3 separate regions of the Homo sapiens genome follow, and all the other regions are linked to region 1. The links are chromatin contacts, found by Hi-C in ENCODE. All regions are on one chromosome and are shown on one strand. Each heading gives the region's core, a stretch centred on a gene start or an enhancer-like site at or near the end of the contact. The rest is flanking DNA. Distances are from core to core; before and after follow the strand shown. Region 1 holds the start of SNED1 (sushi, nidogen and EGF like domains 1). Region 2 holds the start of ATG4B (autophagy related 4B cysteine peptidase). Region 3 holds the start of D2HGDH (D-2-hydroxyglutarate dehydrogenase).

What was found. A loop is a pair of places that touch in the nucleus more often than their neighbours do. Pooled maps may share reads with other maps.
Region 2: a map of endothelial cell of umbilical vein shows a loop between it and region 1 (5-fold over the local background). The contact joins the promoter of ATG4B here to the promoter of SNED1 in region 1. A Hi-C loop is called at or near these places in 1 of 168 maps with a recorded cell type or tissue (endothelial cell of umbilical vein).
Region 3: a loop to region 1 is called in a map of CD14-positive monocyte, with 4 times the contacts of the local background. The contact joins the promoter of D2HGDH here to the promoter of SNED1 in region 1. A Hi-C loop is called at or near these places in 2 of 168 maps with a recorded cell type or tissue (CD14-positive monocyte and gastrocnemius medialis) and 4 of 50 pooled maps.

Annotation. Positions count from the first base shown.
Region 1 is chr2:240,996,302-241,000,009 of GRCh38, reverse strand. It overlaps SNED1 (sushi, nidogen and EGF like domains 1), which reads right to left and starts at 1,392. Exons shown (of 32, transcript NM_001080437.3): 1 at 960-1,392. The coding sequence starts at 1,172. RefSeq lists a silencer at 1,341-1,760.
Region 2 is chr2:241,635,381-241,638,990 of GRCh38, reverse strand. It overlaps ATG4B (autophagy related 4B cysteine peptidase), which reads right to left and starts at 1,298. Exons shown (of 13, transcript NM_013325.5): 1 at 1,267-1,298. The coding sequence starts at 1,276. It overlaps THAP4 (THAP domain containing 4), which reads left to right and starts at 1,833. Exons shown (of 6, transcript NM_015963.6): 1 at 1,833-2,050. The coding sequence starts at 1,974. RefSeq lists enhancers at 1-350, 750-1,677 and silencers at 841-980, 1,021-1,210, 1,231-1,280, 1,651-2,000, 2,031-2,100 and 1 more.
Region 3 is chr2:241,732,393-241,735,999 of GRCh38, reverse strand. D2HGDH (D-2-hydroxyglutarate dehydrogenase) reads right to left here and starts at 1,370. Exons shown (of 10, transcript NM_152783.5): 1 at 1,305-1,370; 2 at 484-867. The coding sequence starts at 775. RefSeq lists an enhancer at 304-543 and silencers at 584-693, 704-1,753, 1,794-1,843.

The DNA.
Region 1 (3,708 bases), core at 143-2,642:
GGGTTGAGGCTGGAGGTGGGCGAGGGTATGAGAGGGCTGATGGTGGAGGTGGCCGTGGTGACGGAGCTGGAGGGGACTCTACTTGAGGCTGGCCCAGCAGTTTTCTAGATATGATCTGGGGTGTTTCAGGGAACCACCAGGTACCAGTGCACCGTGGCCTACTCAGGGCGAGTGCTCCATGCAGTTACCAGGTGCATTTCATTCCCTGGGCTGCCATAAGGGCTTGGCCTGGGGTCACACTCTGGGAGCCATGGAGACAGAACCGGCACTCGGGCCTGTTCCTTCAGCTGAGCTGAGCCTGCTGTCATGAGTCCCTGGCCCCAGGAGTCCCACTGGGAGTCCTGTTTGGAGAGTCTGAGCCTGAGCGGCCAGCCCCCAGACTGCGGAGAGGACGGCAGGGAGGGGCAAGCCTGTTGCTAGCCCGCCTAGGAGGGTCAGCGAAGAAGCAGGCCCTGCCCTGAGCGCCTGGGCAAGGGGTCCAGCCTCCTGGCTCTGGGCCGCACTGGCGTCCACGGGGGGCGGGGCTGAAATGGCCCAAGGAGGGGCTGCAACCTTCGCAGGCCCGGCGCCCCACTTGGGAAACTGAGGCCCGGGAAGCCCGTGCCCACGGCCACATTGCCATGTGTGAAAACCAGGGCAGTACCAGGACCCCTGCTCTCCCCTGGGAATCAGGCGCCGGGAAGACGCGCTCGGCAGGTCTGGCAGGGGCCGGGGCGCCGCGCTCCACTCGCCCCCGCCTCGGTGCCCGGCGGCTGCCGCCCCCGCCCCGCCCGCGCGCCTCTCCCGCGGGCCGCTGTCCGGCCTTGGCCGCCGAGGAGGAAGCGCTGTCCTCATTCCACCTCGGGCCGCCCCGGTGCCAAGTGGCTGGCGGCGGCGGCGGGAGTCCGGGCCCGGCGGGCAGCGGCCGGGGCGCAGCTCCCTCCCCTCCCGGGCGCCCCGCGAGCCCGGGGGTTACTCACGTAGAGTCCGGAGTGCTCGGCACCGAAGAACGGGAAGGGCACCGAGAGCGGCCGCAGCCCCGAGCCGCCGTCGTCCTGCTTGGGGGTGACGGCGTCGCCGCGCTCGGCGCCGAACGGGTAGAAGTCGGCAAGGGCCACCGCGCCGCGCACCCCGCGCGCCCCAAGCCCCAGGGCCGCGGCCACCAGCAGCGCCCAGGCGACGCCGTGCCGCATCGCGGAGGTGTGCGGGCGGGACGGGGCGCTGGCGGAGCAGGGCGCTGGGGGACTAGGCTGCGCGCGGGGGTGGCCGGCAGGGCCAGGCGGGGTGCGGGGAGCGCGGGCGCGCCCGCTGGCCGCGCCGTCGGGGGCTCCGCGTCCCGCGCCCGTTCGGCCGGGCCGCGCTCTCGCCGCAGCTCCGCAGAGGAAAGCGCCGGGCGGGACCGCGTTCGGGGCCAGCCCCGCCCCTGGGGCCACGATTTAAATATCCAGCCCGGCGGTCACTCGGGGGGGCGGGGCCATGCAAATCGGGCGTCTCTTAAAGCGCCAGGCCCCGTGGGAGGGCGCGGGCGCGCGGGGAGCTCAGTCCCCTGGCGTGGGCACAGGCAAGGTGAGGGCTCTGCGGGCGCGCGCCCTGTGGTGGGGCCATGCTCCGCCCTGGGTCCCTACCCTGGTGGAGGCGCCTGGGCCCTCAGTGCCGTCCTGGGACAGACCTGTGTCCCTAAGGCCTGAGACGCTGGGCCCGCCCTGAAGGCGTGTCATCACGCGGGGGGCGGGAGGGGACCCTGGCCAGGCAGTGCCTGAATGAACCCGTTCCGTGCTGCCCCCTTCCCAGCCCTGAGCATGGGGACGCCAGGCTTCCAGCCACAGGGGCAGACTAACCCCGGAGCCCACTCCCTGCCTGGGTCTGTGTGAGGAAGAGCCCGGGCCGGAGACTAGGAGGCATGGAACAAAGTGTTTGCATCTGCGTGGCCGCATCAGGAGAAATTCCTGGGAGGCTCGGGACCTCGGGGCGACCCCTGGGTAAAGCAAACCCTCCGTGGGGAAGACTGACCCACTCAGGCCCTGGGGGCAAGTGCGTGCATGACACCGGCCTTGGCAGGTGGGGGCAGGACTCTGAGTCCCAGTATTTGAATTCAGGGTCCCCACCCTGTGGCCTGCCAGCCCTGCCCCCTGTCTCTTGGGCTGCTGGCCTGGGCTGCCTGTCTGTCCTTCCTCAGGGCCTCAGCCGGGACCACCTCTATGTCCCCAGGCCCATGGCAGGGTCTGATTCCTGGAACTCACCCGGCCCACCGTGGTCTCTTCTCTTAGATCCTGGTGTTGGGTGGTGTTGGCTGCGTGCCACACTGGGGCCCCCAAAGATAAGAGTGCACCCCTCGAAGACAAGCAGGAAAGGCCGGGCTGATGGTAACTGCATCTACCACTGAGGTGCTGGGTGGTTTTTTGTTTGTCTTTGCGTTTGTATCTTCTGAAATATCTCAAGTGAGCACGTGTTGTTTTTCAGTGAGAGCCAGGCACAGTCAATGTTATTTTTAAGAAGCAGCGGAGGGTTCTCTGCGTGTGACTGGGTGTTGCCGGTTCTCACAGATCCTGCACTTGGTGTTTTCACTCAGAGGTTCATGACCCTTTAGACTTGGTGTCAGGGCCGGGTGCAGAATTGTTAAGGAGGAGCTGACCCTGCACTGGCACCTCCTGAAAGCTTGCCCCTGGCGCCTCTCCCACCCTGCATGGGGTGGCAATTCTGTTTGCAGAGAGGCAAACTGGGCCTGGGAGGGGAAGGGCTCTGTCCCGCAGTTAGCCCTTAGGTCACCGTCCCAGCTTTCAGAGCTCCAGGACAGCAGCACAGCCATGGTTCCAGGGCCAGAAAGGTCAAGGCCTCCTGTCTTTGGAGGGAGGCACCAGAGAGGGCGTGGAACTGTAGAATCCCTACTTGAGGCCGGCTCTCGGTGAGAGCCTGGCAAGGAGAGACATGTCTCCACGCACATGCACACACGTCCACGCACACATGCATACTTATTCACATGCACGGAGGCAGCATATGCCCATACGTGGGGCCTCAAGAACATGCTTTAACCCCTTCCTCAGCCCAGCCCTGGCCTCCCTGGTCAGGGAGGGCTGCTCCCACCTCTGGCTGGCACAGGCCGTGGAGTCAGGACAAGGCCCCATGTAGCAGCGTTGGGAACAGAGCTGCCAGGCGTCACCGTGGCGGGAATCAGGGAGAACGCTTTTCTATTTGTCTTTTTTCTAGAAAAACCTGGCAGCCCTCTACCCTCTTTTCAGTGCATTTGGGGCCTGGCTGGAAGGCCCCTCCGGTGAGTTTGCGAAGGTGGGAGGCGGCAGTGCCAACCCCAGGGCAGGATTTCTCCGCTGAAGAGGTGTTGTCATGGGGACGTGAGGCTTTGACCCCCACTAGGGCTGGCCCACCTCCTGCCCTGTCCCTACTACCCATCCACTTCCCACCACATGCTCCTGCTCTGCTCTCAGAGCCCAGCCTGGGGTGCTGCCTCCCAGCCAGCTGCCCAGGCCAGGCGCCCTTCTCCCCACTGCTGACCTTCTCTTGAGCACACAAGACAGGGACCTGGGTAACAACCCATTTCTGGGCTGGGTTTGGGTCAACTTGGGGGCAGGGCCGCCCAGGGCACCTTGGGGCACACAGTGGCACTCAGTGGCTGCACCGAGTGGAGGCCTGTTTCTTCAGGCGGGTGGGCTGGTGGGCCTCACGGGGGTCGCTGAGCAGTGCTGGAAACGCTCAGGCCCGTCCTCGTCCCAGAGA
Region 2 (3,610 bases), core at 49-2,548, 640 kb before region 1:
GGGCAGGGGCCTCGCCAGCCGGAGGTCTCTGGCTGCCAGAGTGGCTGAGAAAAATCCTGCATCACAAACAATAACACCTAAAAAGATATAATACAACAGTTGTAAAATAGTAAACAACAAATAGTACACAGCTGCAAATAGTTCAACCGTGAATGACGGTTATTCTAAAAGACAAACTTCACAAGATATACACCTGGTCAACATGCTCCTTAGGGAGTCAGGGCTCCTGTTTCCTCCAGCCACCTACCACATTTAAGTGGTGAGCTGCTACAAATCATTTTAATAGATATTGGCAATACACATTACAGTTTTCCAACTCAGATCTTAATAAATTTATGTTGTAGCTACCAGAAAAATAAAAAGTAAAAACAATCCCATTCAGAATGACAGAATTAAACCAGATGAAAATCTTTCTTTACAGATGGGGGATACTTGGTAAAAGGCAAATCAGTTCCCACAAAGAATGAATGAGCTAAAACTTCTGTGTAAAAATATTTCTAGGGCTACTGGGCTAGCGATGGGTTTGGCGCTGACTTAAAATAATCTTGCTAGCAAAAATGGAGCGGAAGCATGAAAGGATAGGAAAAAAACCAACACTCCCTATACACACACACACACACTCCTTCTCTTTCTCTCTCTCTTAGGACCCCAAGAAACTAAGACCCGATGATACAAATTCACTGTTTCTCTTTCTCGTCACGGAAAAGCAGCTTGGAGAATCTACTGGTTACTAAATTGAAGACAAAAACAAAAAAGATACGTATACTGTGATGAACACGTCACGTTTCTCTCCTCCAACCTACCAATAACTTCATAAAAGTTAAAGAGCTTCCATCCCTTCACGCTCAGCTGCGGAAAGGCTACGCTTTCGCCCGCCGCTCGCGTCCCCGGCCCGGACCGCGGCCGCCCCGTTCGCCGCCGCGCCTCTCCCCGCCCGGCAGGCTCCGCCGCCCTCCACGGCCGACCTGGCGCAAGGGCCTGTGCAGCCACAACCTCCGGAGCGCTCCGGACGGGACCGGAAAAGCAGAAGCTCCAGCGCAACCGACGGCGGGTTCCGCGGCGCAGTGCGCCGCCGTCCCCCTCCCGCTCCCACCGCCCACCACCCACCAACACCGCCCCGCGCTCCCGCAGCGCCCGCCGCCCCGGCCCAGCCTGGCCCGCACCGGCGTGCCCCGAGGCGAGTCGCGGCAGCCCGACCCGAGCAGGGGAGGCCAATGATAAGGCGAGCACCTCCTGCGGAAAGACCGACCCCCGGCAACTCCTCACCTGCGTCCATCTTCCCAGTCCGGCCGCCGACTGACCCGAGCGGCGTCGCTCCGACGGGCCAGCAACGCGACGCGGCGACGGGACGCCGCGGGGGCCAATAGGTGTGCCGGCGCAGGCGGCGAAGACGATACGGCGCGCGAGCGGAAATACGCGGGAGCCGCCATTTTGGCGTACGGCCGGGCCGACGCGAGCCCCGGGGCGCCCTGCGGGCGGCATGGGGTCGTGTCGTGGGACGACGGCTGGTTCTGCTGTCCGACGGGACACTGTGTGCCATGGGTGGCGCTTCCTCCTCTTAGAGGACCCAGGAGCAGTTGTCGAGGCGGCAGAGGCGAGCTCTGTCCCCGTCCGAGCAGCCATCTTGCGGTACGGACGTGCTCGGCGCGCCCATGTCGCGGTACGGACTTGCCCCGCCGGGGCGACTCCCCCGCCCGTCTGCCCGCCTGCCGACGGACGCTGCGAGGGGCCTGCGGCGCCCCGCTGGTCCGAAGACGCCCGAACCCGCGGCTGGCGAGGACGCGGGCGGGGGCTGGGGCGGGGGCGGGCCCGCTGCGGGCGCCTGCGCCTCCATCTTGCCGTACGGCGCGGACGCCGCGGGCCGGCCCACGTCCCGAGCCGTGTCGCCGCCGCGCTCCCTCCCTCGGGGCGGTCCGCGGGCGGGCGGGCGGCTAGGGCCGGGGCCTGGCTGCGCGGCTGGGCCAAGGCCCGCGATGGTGATCTGCTGTGCGGCCGTGAACTGCTCCAACCGGCAGGGAAAGGGCGAGAAGCGCGCCGTCTCCTTCCACAGGTACGCGGGCCCCGGGCCGCCACGCCCCCGCCCCGACCCGGCCCTGCGGGGAAACTGAGGCCCCGCGGCCGGCCCGAACGCGGGGGGCGGGGGCGCCGGGCCTCGGCGGCCGGGGCGCGGGGGAGCGGGCGTGGGCGCTGTGTGACCTTGGCCCGGCCGCCGTCTCTGGGCCGGGCGCCTCGGGCAGCGCAGCCGCCCCCACCCCGGCCGCCTGGGTCCGCCCTGCGCGCGATCGATCCGGCCGGCGCCTAGGCTTCAGAAGCCGCACGCTCTGGAAGCGCAGGTCCTGGGCCGATTGTCCTGCTCGGCCGCGACTGCTGACTCTCCGGACCGCGCGGGCCGTCGGCCTGGATGTCTGCGAGCAGGAGCGACCGGGCAGACGCGACCTGCGCCTCCGTAGCTGACAGCCCCCGAGAGGGCTTTCCGGGACTGGGCCCCCGAGCCCAGGACGCGGGTACGCGCGGAGAGTCTACGGGACGGCCGGCTGGGGACGGCATCCTCCTGCGCTCCCTTAGAGCCTGGCCCGGGGCTCTCGGCCGCTTCCCACGTGGGCCCCCGCGGCAGGGCCCAAACCCCTCTAAGGCCTTGTGAGTTCAGCCTATTTCAGTGAGATTTCTGCGGATTACACGCGGGAGGCACCAGAACCGCGAACAGACTTTAAAAACCACTTTGGAGATGTTTCTGTTTTATGTTGCATGGTGTTATTTAAGTTTTAAAGACGGGAATGGCACGTGTTATTTATAGGGTTATTGAAAGTTCACAGTAGTTTGCTGTAAGTCTTAAATCATTACAATGTATTATAAGAATTAGTAACATTAGATTATTTCACAAGTCAGCCAGCGCACTTTCTTGACAATTTCCTTCAGAGCTTGTGTCCTAGAAGTTTTGTTATTGTTTTTTGAAAACGAGGCAACGTGTTGCAACGGTCTAACATGGTATGGGAGGAAAGGACATCGGAATTGGGGGTGGGGGGGTACCTTTGCAGTTGGCCTCACAGTGTTCAGAAAGGAGGTTAGAAGGTCCTGTTGCTTAGAACGGCCCAGTCCATCCTGTTAGGATTTGTCCTGGTCCACACTGGCCTCAGGTGGAGCAAATAGCAGTTAGAACTGACCACCCTGTCCCTTATGTGCACATTAGGGCCTGGTTTTTTTTTCTTTTTTTCTCTTTTTTTTGAGAAGGAGTCTCCCTCTGTCGCCCAGGCTGGAGTGCATTGGTGCGATCTCGGCTCACTGCAACCCCCGCTCCTGGGTTCAAGCTATTCTCCTGCTTCAGCCTCCCAAGTAGCTGGGATTACAGGCAAGCGCCACCACGCCTGTCTAATTTTTTTGTATTTTTAGTAGAGACAGGGTTTCACCATATTGGCCAGGCTGGTCTCGAACTCTGGCCTCAAAGTCCTGACCTCAAGTGATCCACCCGCCTCGGCCTCCCAAAGTGCTGGGATTACAGGCATAAGCCACCCCGCCCGGCCCAGGCCTATGTTCTTAAACACAGAGTTTGCCTTAATGAAGAAATGGTTATGAAGGATCTTTATTAGGTAATAAAGAAATGACTAAACATCCT
Region 3 (3,607 bases), core at 121-2,620, 740 kb before region 1:
CACGAGGTCAAGAGATCGAGACCATCCTGGCCAACATGGTGAAACCCTGTCTCTACTAAAAATACAAAAATTAGCGGAACGTGGTGGCGGGCGCCTGTAGTCGCAGCTACTAGGGAGGCTGAGGCAGGCAAATCGCTTGAACCCGGGAGGCAGAGGTGGCAGTGAGCCGACGTCGCGCCACTGCACTCCGGCCTGGCGACAGAGTGAAACTCCGTGACTGCACTCCAGCCTGGCGACAGAGTGAGACTCCGTCTTAAAAAAAAGAAAAAACAAAACAACAACAACAACAAAACTTGGGTTGTTCTAAGCGACTCGTTCGTGGTCATTCATTCCAGCAGCCTGTGGCGGTGCACACGCCCCTCTCAGCGCAGCCAGGGGCTGGCACCCCCATCCAGGTTGTTCTCAGCCCGCTTTGAAGCCTCCACGGGAAGGCGCAGCGGAGCAGGGACGCGGAAACGCCGCAGCTTCCCAAGCCTCACCCACCTCGCAGCGTCCGCAACCAGTCCACGTTGGGAGCCTGCAGCGCTTCCGGGTCCGTGACGACCCCGCCGGGCACGATGCGCTCAAAGGCGGCCAGGTCCTGCTTAGACACCGTGGAGAACGGCAAGCGCCGCACGGGGTAGCGCTCCCGGGTCAGCGGCACCTCGGGGGTCCCCGGGGCGGAGCAGCAGCCTCTGCGGGCCAGGGGGCCAACCGGCCGACCCCAAGAACCCGCGGCTCCCGGAGCACCCCGCAACAGCCACGCGGGCCACGCCAGAGGCCGACGGGGCAGCATCGCCGCCGGGACGGAGACCTCGGGCTCCTCCTTGGTGGGGGGCCGGTACTCAGGGCCCGGAGGGGAAGGGCAGGGAGCCGCTGGCTGCGCGCCTGGAAGTGGCCAAGGGTAATTTCATGTTTTATGCACGTTGTACAAATTGAAACACGCTTGCAGAAGCAGGGAGGGGGCAGGAGGGCAGCGAAGGGAAGGCTCCGAGCACCCGGGCCCTCCCCCTGCCCGGGCCGCAACCCCGCGAGCGCGCGAAGCCCCACGCAGCAGGCCTGGACTTAGCGACGCGCAGGCTCGGGGCGGCCTCGCCGGGACCTTGCCCAGGACCCCGTTCCTCCGAGCTCGCCCCCCGAGGGGATCCCGCGGACGCGCGCGCGTGTTCCACGCGGTCACGTGACGAGCTGCAGCGCCGTCCCCCTCCCCCCACAGGCACCGACTGGCTGACGGCGCCCGAGATCGCGCCCCGCCACCCCGACCCGCGGCTGAACCGCAGACCGGGACCCTCAGCCCAGCGCTCCGCGCGGCCGCGCGCACGCACCCACGATCACGTCCCGAGCTCCAACCCGCAGCGCCCGCCGCAGGCCCAGAGCCGCCGAGCCGGAGTGGGCGGGGCGACGCCGCGCCTGCGCATTGACGGCTCCGCCCAGCGGCCGAAGCCCCGCCCCGCGCGCCTAACGGGCCCCGCCCCGCCTGCCCTCCAGGCCCAGCCCTGCGCGCCTACAGTCCCCGCCCCGCCGTCCAAGCCCCGCCCCGACTGGCACCGGAGGCTCGACGGCCACCGCCTCGTCCTGCGTTTCCTGAGGGCCTCCGGCGCGCCGGCTGTCGGGCGCATCCCTCCAGGTAGAGAAGGGACTAGGCTGAGCGCAGCCCAAGACGCCCAAGCAGCAGCTGGAGGGTTCTCCAGAACGAGGCCCGGGACGTGGGCTCGGCCGAGGGACCTGGGGGCCGGCCCGCTCCTCCGAGGCCGAGCCCAGGGGGCGCCCCTTTCCCCAGCGGCCTCCCCAGCTCCTGCACGGACCACCCCTCCTGGGTCCCCAGCCTTAGCTTAGGGGGCAGCTGCCTCCTGCAGGTGTTTTCTTGCCTCCCTGTCCCTTCTGCCTGTTCAGCCCTCCGTGCCCTCAAACCCTTTGCACACCTGGGGAGCTCCTGCCCTCCTGACGCAGTAACTGCTGTCCCGAGGAGCCTCCCGGCCTGGGATCCCCTGCCTGAGGCATCGCCAGCACTTGTTTTGTGTTTTTTTGAGACAGGGTCTAGCTCTGTTGCCCAGGCTGGAGTTCTGGGGTTGATCTCAGCTCACTGCAACCTCTGCCTCCCGAGCTCAAACCATCCTCCCACCTCGGCCACCCAAGTAGCTGGGACTACGGGCGTGCACCACCACACCCGGCTAATTTTTTGTTGTTGTTGTATTTTTGTAGAGATGAGGTCTCATGTGCTGCCCAGGCTGGTCTCGAACTCCTGGACTCAAGCGATCCGCCCGCGTCGGCCTCCCAAAGCACTTGTTACTTCAGCTCACCCAATTCCATAGAACCCTAGCGGGTGCAGAGGATGCCAATCTCTGAGCAGATGAGGGCAGAGAGCAGGAGACCACACTTGGCCCGAGGCAGGACTGCGGAGCTGTGCAAGAGGTGGAGGCTACGCCCGTGACAGCAGATGGGTCCTGGTAGTCACACAGAAAACCGGCGAGCTGGATTTGTCCTGGTGATGAGGCTCTGGAGCAGCAGTTGCAAGGAGTCATTCCTGTCCTCCTTAACCACATCCCCAGAGGCCACTCACCTTCTTCCCAGGTGAATCATTCATACAACCCTGGAAAGGAGACATCCACCTGGCCCTTCCTACCTGGCTGGCCCTTGCTCTGCAGATGAGTGTGGGAGTTTGCCCATTGTCAAGGGTAACTGTTGCAATTACACATTCAGGAACTGGAAAGACGACCACAGATGAGGTCTGTGGACCCCCTTACCACCTGACCTCCACACGCCCTCCCTTTGACTAGCAGGCCAGTGGCATCTTGGACCCCTGGGATTAGGAATGATTCAAAACCCATAAAGATTACCACCCATACCATCCCCTAAAATAACTGATTTTTCTGACCAGGCACGGTGGCTCACGCCCATAATACCAGCACTTTGGGAGGCTGAGGCAGGTGGATCACCTGAGGTCAGGAGTTCGATACCAACTGTGGGCGGCAAGCCACCCAGGTGCCGAGGCAAGAGACCGAAGACACGAGCTGTTCCAGTATAATAAAATAAGAATAGTTATACCAGATATAGATCTTAGATATGATTATATATGAATATCATTAATCATTAGTTGGTAGCAATTACTCTTTATTCCAATATTATAATAATCCTCGCTCTACAATCATAACCTAGGAAAAACCAGGCCATACAGAGATAGGAGCTGAGGGGACATAGTGAGGAGTGACCAGAAGAGTGCGAGCCTTCTGTTATGCCCAGACAGGGCCACCAGAGGGCTCCTTGGTCTAGCGGTGACGCCAGCGTCTGGGAAGACACCCGTTACCTAGCGGACCGTGGTCTAGCGGTAGCGAAAAGTGTCAAGAAACACCACCCGCTACTTAGCAGACCGGAAAAGGGAGTCTCCCTTTCCCCGGGGGAGTTTAGAGACGACTGTACTCCTCCACCTCTTGTGGAGGACCTGACATCAGTCAGGCTCGCCCGCAGTTATCCGGAGGCCTAACCGTCTCCCCGTGATGCTGTGCTTCAGTGGTCACGCTCCTAGTCCGCCTTCATGTTCCATCCTGTACACCTGGCTCTGCCTTCTAGATAGCAGTAGCAAAATTAGTGAAAGTACTAAAAGTCTCTAATAAGCAGAAATAATGGCGTA